Regions from separate parts of the Homo sapiens genome. Here regions 1 and 2 are each linked to region 3. A link is a contact called in ENCODE Hi-C or POLR2A ChIA-PET data. All regions are on one chromosome and are shown on one strand. The core of a region is the stretch at or near the end of the contact, and the rest is flanking DNA. Distances in the headings are between cores, read along the strand shown. Region 1 holds the start of SCYL3 (SCY1 like pseudokinase 3). Region 2 holds the start of NME7 (NME/NM23 family member 7). Region 3 holds the start of POU2F1-DT (POU2F1 divergent transcript).

What was found. Hi-C counts contacts between places; a loop is a spot of excess contacts on that map. ChIA-PET counts read pairs that join two places held with the same protein, here RNA polymerase II (POLR2A). Pooled maps may share reads with other maps.
Region 1: a map of CD8-positive, alpha-beta T cell shows a loop between it and region 3 (16-fold over the local background). The contact joins the promoter of SCYL3 here to the promoter of POU2F1-DT in region 3. A Hi-C loop is called at or near these places in 4 of 168 maps with a recorded cell type or tissue (CD8-positive, alpha-beta T cell, naive thymus-derived CD4-positive, alpha-beta T cell and sigmoid colon) and 17 of 50 pooled maps. POLR2A ChIA-PET finds 5 or more read pairs at or near these places in 2 of 52 experiments (CD4-positive, alpha-beta T cell and T-cell).
Region 2: a map of B cell shows a loop between it and region 3 (21-fold over the local background). The contact joins the promoter of NME7 here to the promoter of POU2F1-DT in region 3. A Hi-C loop is called at or near these places in 4 of 168 maps with a recorded cell type or tissue (B cell, CD4-positive, alpha-beta T cell and naive thymus-derived CD4-positive, alpha-beta T cell), 1 of 37 single-sample maps with no recorded cell type and 11 of 50 pooled maps. POLR2A ChIA-PET finds 5 or more read pairs at or near these places in 2 of 52 experiments (CD4-positive, alpha-beta T cell and activated CD4-positive, alpha-beta T cell).

The regions. Positions count from the first base shown.
Region 1 is chr1:169,891,165-169,895,520 of GRCh38, forward strand. SCYL3 (SCY1 like pseudokinase 3) reads right to left here and starts at 2,732. Exons shown (of 13, transcript NM_020423.7): 1 at 2,624-2,732. RefSeq lists enhancers at 1,900-2,487, 2,488-3,075, 2,750-3,159 and silencers at 2,170-2,229, 2,470-2,549.
Region 2 is chr1:169,365,247-169,369,808 of GRCh38, forward strand. NME7 (NME/NM23 family member 7) reads right to left here and starts at 2,551. Exons shown (of 12, transcript NM_013330.5): 1 at 2,462-2,551. The coding sequence starts at 2,464. BLZF1 (basic leucine zipper nuclear factor 1) reads left to right here and starts at 2,949. Exons shown (of 7, transcript NM_001320973.2): 1 at 2,949-3,096; 2 at 4,227-4,304. The coding sequence starts at 4,277. RefSeq lists enhancers at 2,388-3,587, 2,527-3,028, 2,691-2,770, 3,029-3,528.
Region 3 is chr1:167,217,164-167,222,189 of GRCh38, forward strand. POU2F1-DT (POU2F1 divergent transcript) reads right to left here and starts at 3,373. Exons shown (of 1, transcript NR_185889.1): 1 at 2,668-3,373. It overlaps POU2F1 (POU class 2 homeobox 1), which reads left to right and starts at 3,723. Exons shown (of 16, transcript NM_002697.4): 1 at 3,723-3,795. The coding sequence starts at 3,735. RefSeq lists enhancers at 3,306-3,415, 4,946-5,026 and silencers at 3,596-3,695, 4,046-4,195, 4,416-4,695, 4,706-4,885.

The DNA.
Region 1 (4,356 bases), core at 1,482-3,981, 2.7 Mb after region 3:
GAAGGATGCTATGAGGTGGAGGTGGAGCTACGGCAAACCAAAGCCACATGAAGTCAGAAACTTTCCAGAGGAAGTCAGTTGGTAGTAAAATTTTAAAAAGCAAACACTGGGACCGTAGCTTAGTCATACTTAGGGGGCACATTACTACTATCCATCTCAAGACTACCGGAAGCCCAGCCTCAAATCTAATTCCACCCAGATACCCTAACATCCCATTGACACCCTTACAACCAGCCCCCTTTTCCTCAGGTAACTTGAATGGGTCTATGTTCTTTGAAACTAATTGCCATTTCATAGGCAGAAAGCTCTACTTGGTCTCCAACTCCTGCCTGAAAAGCCAGTCAGACTGGAAGAGTGAGTTACAGAAGTGTTACTTTGAAAGTATCTGAAGCTAGTCTGACCGTCTCTCTCTCACCCACAAAACACAGCTTTCCAAAATCAACACACAATTAAGAGAAAAGCAGAGAATAAGGGACTGTATATTAATGAATATCTTCTTCGCAGGAAATCATGCTGTTTATTTAAGTGTTAATATTAATCCTCATGGGAGATAAGACTGCCACCAGGATTCAGGGTCAGTGCTCTGGCTGATGAATGGCAGTCACCAGAGGCAAGAGAAAGGAACATTTAATTTACTTAGCTATTTCTAAATAGCAAAATACTTCCTTGTGGGAACATTGGCCTTGCAATAGCTATTAACCTTAGATTTCATATGAATTCCACTATAATTAACAAAGTTATAAAAGCATTAGGAAGTAGTTAAAATTCATTTTTCTTACTGTATTTTAGGTCTAAGACTAAAAAAATCACTTAAAAATTAAAAAGGGATGACTCAATTTCTTGAGAGAACTGGAAAGGATGCCATTTTCTTGTTTTGAAAGCATGTTAACTTTGACAGAAGTCCACTGATACCATCAGTGTAATACTGACAGTGGTAAGATTATATTGTATGTTCCCAGTGCAAACTTTATTGGGGGAAAATTAAAAAGGTGTGCTGATTATTGCAATTTGAGAATGTTTTGAAGCAGTAATTCTTCACACTAATATATCTAAAGAAGCACAAATACTGTTATATGAAGAAGTTTTTTTGTTTGTTTTTTGTTTTAAATAGAGATATGGTCTTGTTCTGTTGCTGCTGGCCTAGAGTGCATTGGCGCTATCCTATCTCACTGTAACCTGGAATTCCTGGGCTCAAGCTACCTGCCCTCCCCAGCCTCCCTAGTTGCTGAGATTACAGGCATGTGCCACCATGCCCGCCAGTGCTTTAAAAATGATAATTCAGCTAAAATTGATTTATTGAAATGTAAGAAAAACACTTGGCCTTCCAAAATGCTTTCCTGTTGTTTTGAGGACGGGGAAAACACAAAATCTTGCTCATTAGCTTTGAAATTAAAAAGTCACAAGAAGGTAGAAAAGGATATCCTAGTATCCCGTAATAGGTATTTCGTAGCACTTAGCATCTCCACTCTATAATAAAATGCTGAGTTGACAGTCTCTGACTTGAATATGCATCAGTCTTCCCTTTAATAATCTCCCTCCACTCTTTTGCCTACTTGGGCAGCACATAAAATTTCTGGACCGCTTGTAGATTAAGAAAACCCTTGTCTAGGTCAAAGGGCAACTCATACACTCAACTAAGAAACCCGTGTGCTCTATGGAAATGTTTCTACCAAATATTTTCTTTTCCCAGCAATTACTCGAGACTACCTTGGTCCTAGCTCCCTTAGCTTGAAAGTTCCAAAGATAATGGCTTGCACTCTGAGTATTAAGGATGCACTGTACTGGCTGATATTCTGGTATCCAGCGGTAACGTTACTCCGGCCCTTGCTTTCGTGTTTCAGGTATATATTCCCTCTGCGGAACTCAGTCCAGCATTGCTAGCTGACAAGCAATACACAATTAAGTCTTTATGGACCAAAATAATTGTGATTTCAGCTCAAGATACATTTTATAAGAACATGGGTCCCTAAAAACAGCAGTTAACAGTGACCCCCAAAATTCGAGACCCGACTCCGAGAATTTCACATGGATTCCTGAATATGCTCTTCCGAGAAATGTTTCATCTTTATTCTAAACAGAAAGCACTATGCCAAGACAGGAGCCAGCTGGGCCTTGGGGGACGGGCACTGGTCTTGGATCAAGAATGAGGCCGCCTTCCCGAGGGCGGGCGCGCCCCCAGGATCCCCCCGGGCTCGGGCACTGCCGCCCCGGGACAGTGACCCGCCCAGCCGAGCACCCTCGCCCTGCTTGCCGCGACCCCGCGGGGTCACTGAAGGGCCGAGGCGCCGCTCTCGCTTCGCTGGCCCCTCACCTTCCACACCTCCCTGCGAGGACCGACTCCGCGGCCGCCTTGGAGAGCTCTGGCCGCGGGCGCCTCACCCGTCGGGGGCCGCCCGCGAAGCGCAGATTACAGGGCGCCCCACAATCAGCAAGGGGAGGCTGCTCCGAAGCTGAGAGCACAGCTCAACCGGCCGCCGGCGCCGCGCCGAGCTCGCTCCCGCGCGGGCCCCAGAGCGCAGACCCGCGAGCGGGGCGCGCGCCCGCCGCCTCCTCCCCGCCCGGCCCCTTCCCCCACGGCGCAGTCCTGCAAGGACTGGGGGCGCAGCGCAGGGCTCCCTGTTACCTGCAGGAAGGCGGCGGGGGAGGAGGCCGAGGGTCTTGGCTCTGGTACCCTGTTGGCCCCCCTGTTGACACCAACCACCCCTGCCTGCCTGTAAGGCTGTGGCCACTACACCCACAATCTTCTGGGGGCCGGGTTTCTCCTACACCATAGAGACGGGTCCGGAAACGGGACAGAAGGCCCACCTTCCTCCCTCCGACGCCACCAATGAGGCCAACTAACCAGGAACCGAGGTAGAGAGGCCGCACAGCTGAGTCTCAGGCCGGTGCCATCTTAAGTGTGGGCGCCGCGACGATACCGAGTTTCACTCACTGCCCCAGTGGTCTAGTTAGTCCACGAAGATGCCCCCTTTCTAGATGTGTTGGTCGAATGCTTAAGTTTGTCTTGACTTGAATTTTTAGGCTTTTAACAGCACAGTTTTAATTTCATTTCCGCCCAAATCCAAAATGGCTGCTGGCCACTTGTAGCAAACAGTAGAGGTGCAGGGCGGAGAAAAGGAGTACGGGAATTAGCGAGGACTTTCAGGAGAGTGACGTCACTCAACCTGTAGCTTTGATTGGCTGGGCTGCGAGGGTGGAGTCGTGCAGAGCCGCTGCTGGCGGAGGTCGTGGTGATCTCGCTTGATCTTTGAGAGGGAAGGTCCTGAATCACATTTCATTTAGCAAAAAGTAATATTTGAAAATTTTAATATTAATGCAGTAGTTTTGCCCCCCTCCATGCTTTCTGCAGTGTCAGTTACCTGTGGTCAAACCTTGGTTCAGAAATGTTAAATGGAAAACTCCAGAAATAAACAATTCTTAAGTTTCAAACCGCCTGTATTCTGAGTAGCCCGATTAAATCTCGGGCCATCCACTCTGTCCCACCCTTGACGCGAATCATCTGTCGCAGGTAGCCGCGCTGTGTACAGTATCCACTCATTACCCACTCAGTAGCTGCTTTGGTTAACAGATGCACCCGTAGTATAGCAGAGATAATGAGAGATACCACCTGCTTATGTTCAGGTAACCCTTATTTTACTTAATAATGGCCGCAAAGCACAGGAATTGTGCTGACAATTTGGATATGCCGAGGAGAAGCTGTAAAGTGCTTCCTTTAAATGAAAAGGTGAAAGCTCTGGACTTAATAAGGAAAGAAAAAGAGTCATATGCTGAGGTTGCCAAAATCTATGATAAGAACAAATTATCCATGAAATTGTGAAGAAGGAAAAAGATTCGTGCTAGTTAACTAAGCACCTATCATGCACTGTGGCTGTAACTTTTGTAGTTTGAGGTGCAACAGCAAAAGACGGAAAAGGCATTACATTTGTGGGTGGGAGACATGAACAGAAAACGTATTTCAGCTGACCGCAGTAAGTTTTGCCAGAAAGTGTTGAGCCTATAGGAAGACTTAAGAAAGGGATCCCCTGAAATTAGGCACACCAAGCTATTTACTGCAAGTAAGGGATGGCTACACAGATTCAGGAATAGGTTTGGACTGAAAAACATAAAAATAACTGGAGAGGCCACATCTGCTGATGAAGAAGCTGCCACATGTCTGGCAGAGTTGAAGACATTGGTTAAGGAGAAAGGCTTCCAGGAGATTGATGGATAAGTTAGGAAAATCATTCAGGTAGCAATGAAACTGCCTTTGCAAAATTATGACTAAGGCAGTTAAAGAGATCCAATTTAACCAACTCCATCTTGTCCTTAACCTCCATGCTATCCTTGTTCATTCCTGGGCATAGGCTGAACTAACTT
Region 2 (4,562 bases), core at 1,301-3,800, 2.1 Mb after region 3:
ACCACAACTTCCAAGCTGTCAGGGAGGCGGATTTTAGAAATATTTCCCATCCTTCCACTCAACTGCCTTGCCTCCATTAAACTCTTTCTCTGCTGCAACTCCTGCATTCTCAATGTTTGGCCTTTCTGGGAAGTGGGCAAGAAGAACACGTTGGCCTGTAATAGGAGAATAAATAAGTTTGGCAAGCAACAAGAGGGTGCAAGTATTCTGTGTAGAAGGAATTGCAAGTGCAAAGTAGAAAGAGGAGGCATACTACCAGTTTGAAGTTGCTTGGTATGTTCAATGAAAAGCAAGTAGCTAAAAGGCAAGAGAATTTTTTTTTTTTAAGTATGGAAAGGGAAAGGCAAAAGCTAGACAGAAAAGTGCTTGTTCATGGAGGAACTTGTGTGCCATTCTAGACATTTTACTGTAGGAAATAGGGAATCTAGAGTTTTAAGGAGGTGAGTAAATCAACAGGTTGGGTTTTTAAAAATTCCTTCTTGTGGCAGAGAAAATAATGGATTGGAGAATTTCCAGACCAGACTGTAAAAGTCACTATTAAAATAATCACGAAATGAGGAGATGACAAACTAAAATTTGATCTAGTGAACAACTGAATATGGGAGAAATAGAAGAGGGAGGAATGTAGGATAACTCTGATTTCTAGTTTAGGTTATAATATAGTAGTAGCATTATTTAACTTGGTGAAAATAGGAGAAACCAGGAGGAAAGATAGCAAGTTCAGTTTTGGTCATATTAAGTTTGAAGGACATTTGAGACAGATGTGTCCGGGAAGCAACTGAGTTAGGCATTAGTAGATCTGAGAGGAAAATTGAAATTTAGAAGCAAAATCAAAGGTGTTAGTAGAATCCATGTGAGTGGACAAAATCACCCAAGGAAAATGTCTAGACTAAGAAATGAAAGTAATCAAGGAGTTAATTCCAAAGAATGACATTCAAAAACCAGGCACAGCCAGTAAAAGGAATTAATGACTATGAACCTCAGTTGTCACAAAGAGACTAAGTAATGTAAATTTTGAGAAGTAATTACTGTATTTGGTATTTAAAAGGCCATTAGAAACTTAAGCAAGAACAACTTTCTTGAAGCCATTAAAGAAGCCAGACAGAAGACTTTTGTCTGTTTGATATAAGTAAAAATAATATCCTTTCAAGAAGTTTACTGATAGATAGGAGGACTAGGAAATAACTGGATAAACACAGGATGGAGGACATGGTTTTGCTTTATTTAATTTTCATAAGATGTGTGACTTGAGCACTGAAGAGAAGAAACTGGAGAGGAAAAGGCTGAACGCACAGGAAAGAAAAAAACAACTGGAAGCGAAATGTAACAGATGGAAGCAAATGAGATCAAGAGCAAAGATGGATGGATTATCCTTTAATATCCCTTTCTCTACACTAGAAATACAAGACTAAAGGCTCGGCAAAAATATAGAGCAATGTGTAGGTTGGGGGCATGAGGTTGAAGAAATGGCCTGTTATACTCCATCATGTTTAGAAAGGAGAAATGAAGAGGGCAAAAGACAGGGTTTGTAAAGGGAAGGTTTGAAAATGTCTTCACAGAGAATGGGTCAGGGGAAAACTGGGGTAACCAAAAGGATTGCTGAGTAGTATGAAGAAACAAGGGGTGGTGGGTGAGGGCTCTGTTTCTAAATTCATAGCTATAACTATCTAAAGATCTTTCTATCCTCCAGTCCGTTATCCATAAGTGCTTAAAAGATATGGTAGTTAAGTGAATTAACTAGAACCCTCTCAAACATAGGGGTGAATTAAAATAACCTATAGGCTTATTTAAAATGCAAATACCGAGCTCCATTCCTTTCATTCAGAATTTCCAGGGGTGAAGCCCAAACAGTGAATTCCAGAAGCTCTCCAAGCAATCCCAGGAGAAATTTCTGTTTAAAAAAAAAAGAAGAAGAAAGAAAAGAAAAGAGAAAAGAAAAGCAAGCACAGACCTAGAAGGTAACCAACTGGATAGAAGAGCGCTGATCCAACATACACCTGTTAATGGCCCTCGTGGGGGCGTGGGGCAGTGCTCTGCCACTCAGAAAAGCAAAAAGACTCCAAGATCTAGGGAGATTCAGATCAGTGTTGAGACAGTCACATACACACCACCCCATACTCTTAATAAAGCGCGTTAATGTGAATCTGTGAACATGAAAAATGCCATGATGAACAATGCAAACACATAATGTTTGTTCAAAACAGGTTATTAGACTCGATGCCTTACCCTAAATTTTCTGTTTCATTACTCTAGAGACTTAGTAACATTAGTGGAATTCAGGGTGCTGTAAGAAATACGGAGAGCGAGGAGACTGCAGGAACAGCCCGTGGGAAGGGGGAAAGAGATAACGGGGAGAAGGTCGGGAGGACCGGACAACTTTAAGTGCCCATCCGCCCGAAGACTTGGAAAGCTAAGTAAGTAGGACCCCAGAGCCGTTCTTCTGGCATCCCCTGGCACTCACCATTGTCTCAGGATCTCAGCACTAGAAAATAGGTATCGTTGAGACAGGAAGACACCACCACCACCACCATCATACGGTTACTCAGGCAACAAAGCCCCGCCCACTGTCGCACGAGGCGTGGGACGCCACCGCCCCACCTCTTCGTCCTTAGTGGCTGGGAGTAATCTCAGCTGCGTTCATCCAATCGACAGACCCGCCCCTCCACGCTGTCGCCTGGGGCTACGAGACGCCATTATTCTGTTTCCGGCAGTTTTACTTCCGTTTGTTTAACAGCTGGCCCGGAAGTTTAAGTGAATATGCGGCTTGGGCTCCAAAAGTTGCTGTACGGTATTTTATTTTAAAGTAGAAATCTGTCCGCTTTTCACTTACGGAGGCCTTACAGTGTGTGTTCTGTGTTACTTGAGTTTATACGCACTGCAGAATTTGTTTACCCTGCTCTTTTGGAAACGTATTCCGGAAGCGAAACCCTGAGTAATCGGAAGTGGTTAGGAGTGAGAGAGCTGCTGGATATGCGGAGGGACTGGGCGGGTCGGCTTCCGAATGGAAGAGGTCTGTGAGAAGTTAACCTGGTGATACCGATCCGAAGAGCCTATCAAGTGAAGCCCCCTGAAATACGGAGAATAAGAATCTTAGAGGTAAATCCGAGGACAAGCAGGTATAACTAAGGATGTTGGAAAGGGACGGAGGTCTGGCTGGAGCTCGGTGGCCAGTAGCTTTGGATTTAGGGAAAGATTGTTCCGGGAAGACTTTTTCAGACAGGGATGAAACTTAGGTTTCGACTTCCCCGGACAGCAAAGTTGACAGGCTTGTCGCTTCCCGGCCTATCGCTTTCATACCTGCTCACTCCCCCTACTTACTTCTTCACCCCCTCCGCTTCATTTGGCATTTGCCAGCAGGCACTCGCTGTGCCTGTACGTTTCGCAGAGCAGCTATCAAGGGCAGTTTCAGGGATCGTTACTCTTACGAAGGGTTTTTTGGATACCTCTTTTCGGAGCAGTAGAGTGTAAGTGTAGAAAAGTTTGTGACTGTTAAGAAAGTTAGTCGTCGGGTTCACTAATTGAACTGAGTTGTATCTAGTACTGAGAACGATCTTTTTTTGTAGTGAAACCAGTTGTCATCTAGTGTACAGTTTGTCATATTTATATCATTGCAGTAGCATCACCTTCTTATATGTTCTCTGGTAAATCTGAGTCTGTACTGTAAGACAATGTATACATTTCTGAAAGCATGGGCTCGATATGTTTCTCTTTTTACTTTTGGAGCTACACTATTTTAATTTTAACTTTTTATTACCAAAAAAGTATAAATTATGTTATCTTGAGTAATATTTTTTGTCGTTTGTTAAACATCTAAACAGAAGCTCCTTTTTGATATGTGTGTGTGTGTATACAAATTGTGTCGGTATGTCTCCTAAGAAAGTAATTACTTTAAAATTCCTCTTGTCATATGGATGACAAAACCACCACAGTAACTTCATTCCCTTTGCTTGGCTAAAATTCAGGACATACTTCTGACAATTTAGAGTGTATTGGTGAGGATGGTGAAACGGAGTATTTAGAAGTAAACCACCCCTAATTTTTTTTTTTGAGACTTTTAGTAGACATAACAATGCCTTCTGTGAGAATGGGATATAAGGGACATTTCTCTTTCTAAATGCATGCGTACTAAATACAGAAGCAATTAAAATATCATAACTTTTAAATTGGAGGTACTCTATGTGTTTATATGATATTTTTAAAATTATTTCATATGCATACATTTCTAGGTTGTTCAGCAGAAGTCTTGGAGTGCATTTTCAGTGGTTAAGGTGAAAAAATGACTACTAAAAATTTAGAAACCAAAGGTAAGTGGCTTTTTTATAATTGTTTTTAAAACATGACATTTATGACGATGTGAAGGAACGTTTGAGCCAGATAACTAGATCTCATGGACCCCCTTGGGAATCATTTGTTATTTCAGATCCCTTTATGTTTATTTTTTAGTGCAGTGTTTATATTTCAGTACTTTAGATGTACAAGTGAAATTTAACATCATTAGTTAGAATTTATTAGGTGACTACTCTTAAACATTTAATGTTAATGCAAAGTTTTTAACAGCTATA
Region 3 (5,026 bases), core at 2,123-4,622:
TTGAGACTGGCCTCTTTCAGTCAGCATAATGCCTTTGAGATTCATTGAAGTTGTTGTATATGATAGTAGTTCATTCTTTTCAATTGCTGAGTAGTATTCCATGGTATGAATGTTTTATTCATTCATATGAAAAACATTTGAATTGTTTCTACTTTTTGGCAATTATAATAGTTGCTATTTGTTTCTAAGTGAAGTTAAGTTCTCATCCACATATACCTTTTTATTTGTATTTATTTATTAAAATCATTTTTTTGAGACAGAGTCTCACTCTGTCACCCAGGTAGGAGTGCAGTGGCACCATCATAGCTCACTGCAGCCTCGAACTCCTGCCCTCAAGCAGTCCTCATCCCTCACCTCAGCCTCCCAAGGAGCTAAGGAGCTGGGACCATAGGTGTGTGCCACCACACCCACCTTAACTTTTGGCTTTTTGTAGAGACAGGGACTGTGTTGCCCAGGTTGGTCTTGAACTCCTGGTGTCAAGCAATCCTCCTGCCTCAGTCTTCCAAAGTGGTAGGATTTTAGGTGCAACTACTGCACCTGGCCTACATTTTTATTATGACATTATATACAAGGACATTGTTTGTTAATGTGTTGTTCCCTTCCTATACTGAACTATATGTACCCATATGGTTTAATCTGTGACCCCACCAAATCTCATGTCAAATTATAATCCCCAATTTTGGTTGTGGGGCCTGGAGGGAGGTGATTGGATCATGGGGGTGGATTTCCCCCTTGCTGTTCTGGTGACAGTGAGTTCTCATGAGATCTGGTTAAGTGTGTATCTCACAGCTTGTGGAACTGTGAGCTAATTACACCTCTTTGTAAATTACCCCATCTCAGGTATTTCTTTATAGCAGTGGAAGAACAGACTAATACAGAGGTGTCTGGATCATTGGGGTAGATTTCTCATGAATGGTTTAGCACCATCGCCTTGGTGCTGTCCTCATGACAGTGAGTTCTTGTAAAAGTGTGTGGCACCTGCCCCCCTACCCTTTCTCTTGCTCCTGTTCTCCTGTGTGATGTACAAGCTCCTGCTTGGCCTTCACCACGACTGTAAGCTTCCAGAGTCTTCCCCAGAAACATAGTCCTTCCCAGTGCTATGCTTCCTGTATAGCCTACAGACCCATGAGTCAATTAAACCTCTTTTCTTGTAAGTTACCAAGTGTCAGGTATTTCTTTATAGCAATGCACGAACAGTCTAATACATGTACCTCCAAGATTTTGCCTGACCCAAAGCAAATAACTTAGTGTAGTGGTTAAGAGTACGGTCCCTTGCCTGTGTTTGAATTTTAGCTCTAACACTTAATAGTGGTGTGACACTGGGCAAGTTACTTGACATCTCTATGCCTCAATCTTCCCATCCTAGATAACTGGGATAAAGAGTTTCTACCTCCCAGGGTATTGTAAGGGTTTTTTTTTTTCTTTTTTAAAGTGATATATGTGAGTTTGCTGAGGTTAAAGTAGTGTCTTACACATTTTCCTATCTTTAGCACCTAGTAAGTTCATGAGAATGCAGATGTTTACAATTTTTTATTGAATAAATGACATTAATTTTACAAATAATCCTAACATACATAACTGTATATTCACTATTTTTCTTCAACAAATATGAACACCTACTATGCCCAGGCATTGTGCTAGGCACTGGGGACAGCTGGAAACATAAATAACTCATTAGGAGGAAAATGAAACTTTGATACAGTCTATTTTAAGCTATTTTTGTTCTCACAGAACTATCCTTCCTTAAATAAAAATCCTTTCCATGAAAATTTCCTTTTATAGAAGTGAAACAGTAAAGAATGCATAACACATACACTAGCTTCAATGACTTTCCGAAGGTCATATTAATATACTTTTTGAACCAAAGAGCAAAACTAGGATTAAATAGAAGACAGGAAATTAAATGAGGGTATTTGAGCTCTTTTTCTTAATGGAGATGATTTCAAATTTGTGGTCCCCAGAGCAGGGGCATGTACTTAACTATTTCCAATAAGGTTGTCAATTCTGAGACTTCCCTTACAGTAATGCTGGTGAAAATAACTTAGGCCATATTTCCAGATTAACTAGTTAAATATTTCATTTCCTTAAGTGTGCTGGTTGGCGTGGCTCTAAATAATTAGATTACAGGGCGGTCTAATTATTTGGTTCAAACAGTCATGCACACACCCTAAGGCTTAATTACCACGAACAAATCAATCCCACCCCCAAATCGTTGCCTGTCACTGACAATAGCTTTAACTGTACTTGCACAGTTAAAGGAGTCCAACGAGCATTCTAGGACTGATGATTAAAACTTTACCCATTAAAATAATTGCACTCACTTGGAAATCAGTTTTGTTTTTAATTGTAGAACCAGCAGTTCTACCCAATTTAAACTTCAGTCATATCTCTCAAGACAGATTAACTAGAGCTGATTTTTTTTAAACTTTGCTTACCATGAAATACACCTTTCTATTCTTAAAAAACAAACAAACAAACAAAAATAGGGCTTTAAAAATTCGTAAAATAATTAGACCTGGGACTTTGTCCAGGGAATTTCGCCATTTAAGATAAAGAAAACTCAGCAACATTATGTCTAGTTACCAAGAAAGATATGTGCAACGCGAAACCTTTCCCCAATACCATATTTACTCTGAGAAACACAGCAAAATAAAATTCACGATGAAGTTACGATTTCGACATTTTTATTAGTCATCAGCTTACTGCTAGGTTTTAAAAGGTGTTCCAAGGCGGGAAGAAGGCGCGGGGGGAAGCCTCAGAATATGGGGTCTGTTTCGATTGGGGGGAGCGGCGTTAGAGGGGCGTGAAGGCAGAAAGGAAGGGTAGGGCGGAAATTAGCGACTTAATAAGACGCCTAGCTCCCGAGGAAGCCAGCCTGGCGTTAGAAGCAAGTAGAGCAGAAGAGATTTAGGGCTAATTAAAACAATCACACGACACTCCCCCTCGCGTTTGCCGGGGCCGGGTCTCCTGCACTAGCAGAGCCGGGGGCGGGGATTAGCTCGGATTCAAATTTAAAGCGGGAGGCCCGCGTGTGGCTCAGCAGGTGCCTCATGCCCGGCTCCCGTGGCGGTCGTTTCCGCCCCTACCTGCCCAGAGGGCCGGAAATTACCTAGCGAGGAGCGGCTTATCCATTGTTGCCAATGTTTCAACTGCGCGGAAACCCTGAAGAAAGTGCGGAGCACAGGGCACGCGGGCCGCTCACTGCCCTTCCACGCGCCCCCACGTTTCTGGCCGCTGCGCTCCTTGCCGTGCTTTTACAATGCCACAGGCCACTGGGGGAGACCGGAGCGAAGCCAGGAGGGAAGCAAGGCGGGAGGAAAAGGGAGAAGTGTAAGAAGACACAGGCGCCCGGGATACTATATAATCTGGTTCTGAGCTAGAGGGAGCGCATGCGCCGGCGACACTTCTGGCGGCAGGAGAAAGGCGCGCATGCGCAGAGCCGAGACGAAAAATGAAGCCACAGGGTGCCTGGCTGATTGAGGGCGCTGCTTTAGCTACCGAAGGGCCACAGCGCCCCGAAGGCGCGTGCGCAGAGCGCGGGAAGGGGGTGGAGCTCTTCTGAGGGGGCCGGGGCGAACAGAGCCGGCCTCGCGCGCCCCCTGGCGCGCGCCCGGGGAGAGGAAGGAGCGGGAGGGGGCGGAGAGGAGGGAGGAGGCAAGCAGGGCGGGAGGGGGGAGGGGAGCCAGAGCGAGGGAGGGTTTATCGACCGGGCGATTTTGGTTAAAATATTCAAAATGGCGGACGGAGGAGCAGCGAGTCAAGATGAGAGTTCAGCCGCGGCGGCAGCAGCAGCAGGTAATCATTACAGCATTTTACATATTCATATTCATACTCAACCCCGGCTCCCGCTGCCCCCCCCCGCGACTTAGCATAATTTATTAGTACTCAGGATTATTATAATTAACGGCGGGGAGATGGGGGGCCGGGGAGCATTGAGCCCCCGCCGGGCGCTGAGCGGAGGGGGAAAGAGGCTCGGAGCGGCCAGGCGGAGGGGGAAGACAAGGGGCAAAGGGGGCTGCGATCCACTGCCCTCCTCCTGCACCCGGCCCACCCCGCCGCCGCTCGCCGTCTGCCCGTCGGCACCGGCCCTCCTCCTCTGCCGGCCGCCGCTGCCGCCTCCTCGCCGCCGTGCCCGAACCCGAGCGGGTCCGCGGCGGGGCGGCGGGGCCGGGGCAGAGGGAGAGGACAATAAAGACATTTTACATATTCATAGCTGCTGGGCCGGCGGGGCGCAGTAGGGCGCGGGCGGGCGGCCGGGGCCGGGCGGGCGCGGGGTGGGGGGCGTGAAGGGGGATGGAGGCGGCGGCGAGCACAATGCCGGGGAGGCGGCGGGGCCGGAGCGGACCCCGGCGGCCGGACACCCGCACGCGTCTTCCCCCGGGAGCGGGCCCGGGCGGGGGGGCGCTGCCCGCCTTGGGGGGCGGCCCTCAGGGCAACCGGGGGTGCGCGCGGGGAGAGCTCCCTGCCCGCGCCCCGCGCGGGGCTGAGCCCGGGGGTCACGGCCCCAGGCACTTCGGCCTCGCCCCACTGGTCCCCAATGTGGTGGCCTGACCCAAGCCAGGCCTGCTCTCTAGGTGGGTAGGGGTGAGCGGTCGTGGGCGCTGCGAGGTGGCCTGGGGCGGCGGGGGTGGGGAACCCGCGCAGGGGTCTGCGTGCCCCCCCTGGGGGGTGGACTGGATTGGAAGGAGTCCTTGGGGCAAGTTCCTTCCGAGGGGATGTCCTCTGGGGCGGCCCGCGCGCCCCCGGCCGGCGGTCGGCAGCCCCTTTGCGTTGTCGGCCGGGGCTTCGCGGGCGAGTTGGGCTGGAGGTGCCTGGCGTGGTCTGACCTCCGTCTCCCTTTGCCCCTCCCCGCTGCCCCCCCTCCGTTCCCCCCACCCCCTGCGCCTGACCGGGACGCACGGGGCGGGTGGCCCTCCGGGGCCTCTCGCTCCGAGGCCCCAGAAGCGCCCAGAGGCCTCCCGAGAACTTGGATGTAAAGGGCTGCCCTCCTGCCCCAGAATGGGCTGGCCTGACAAGTTGATCGTAT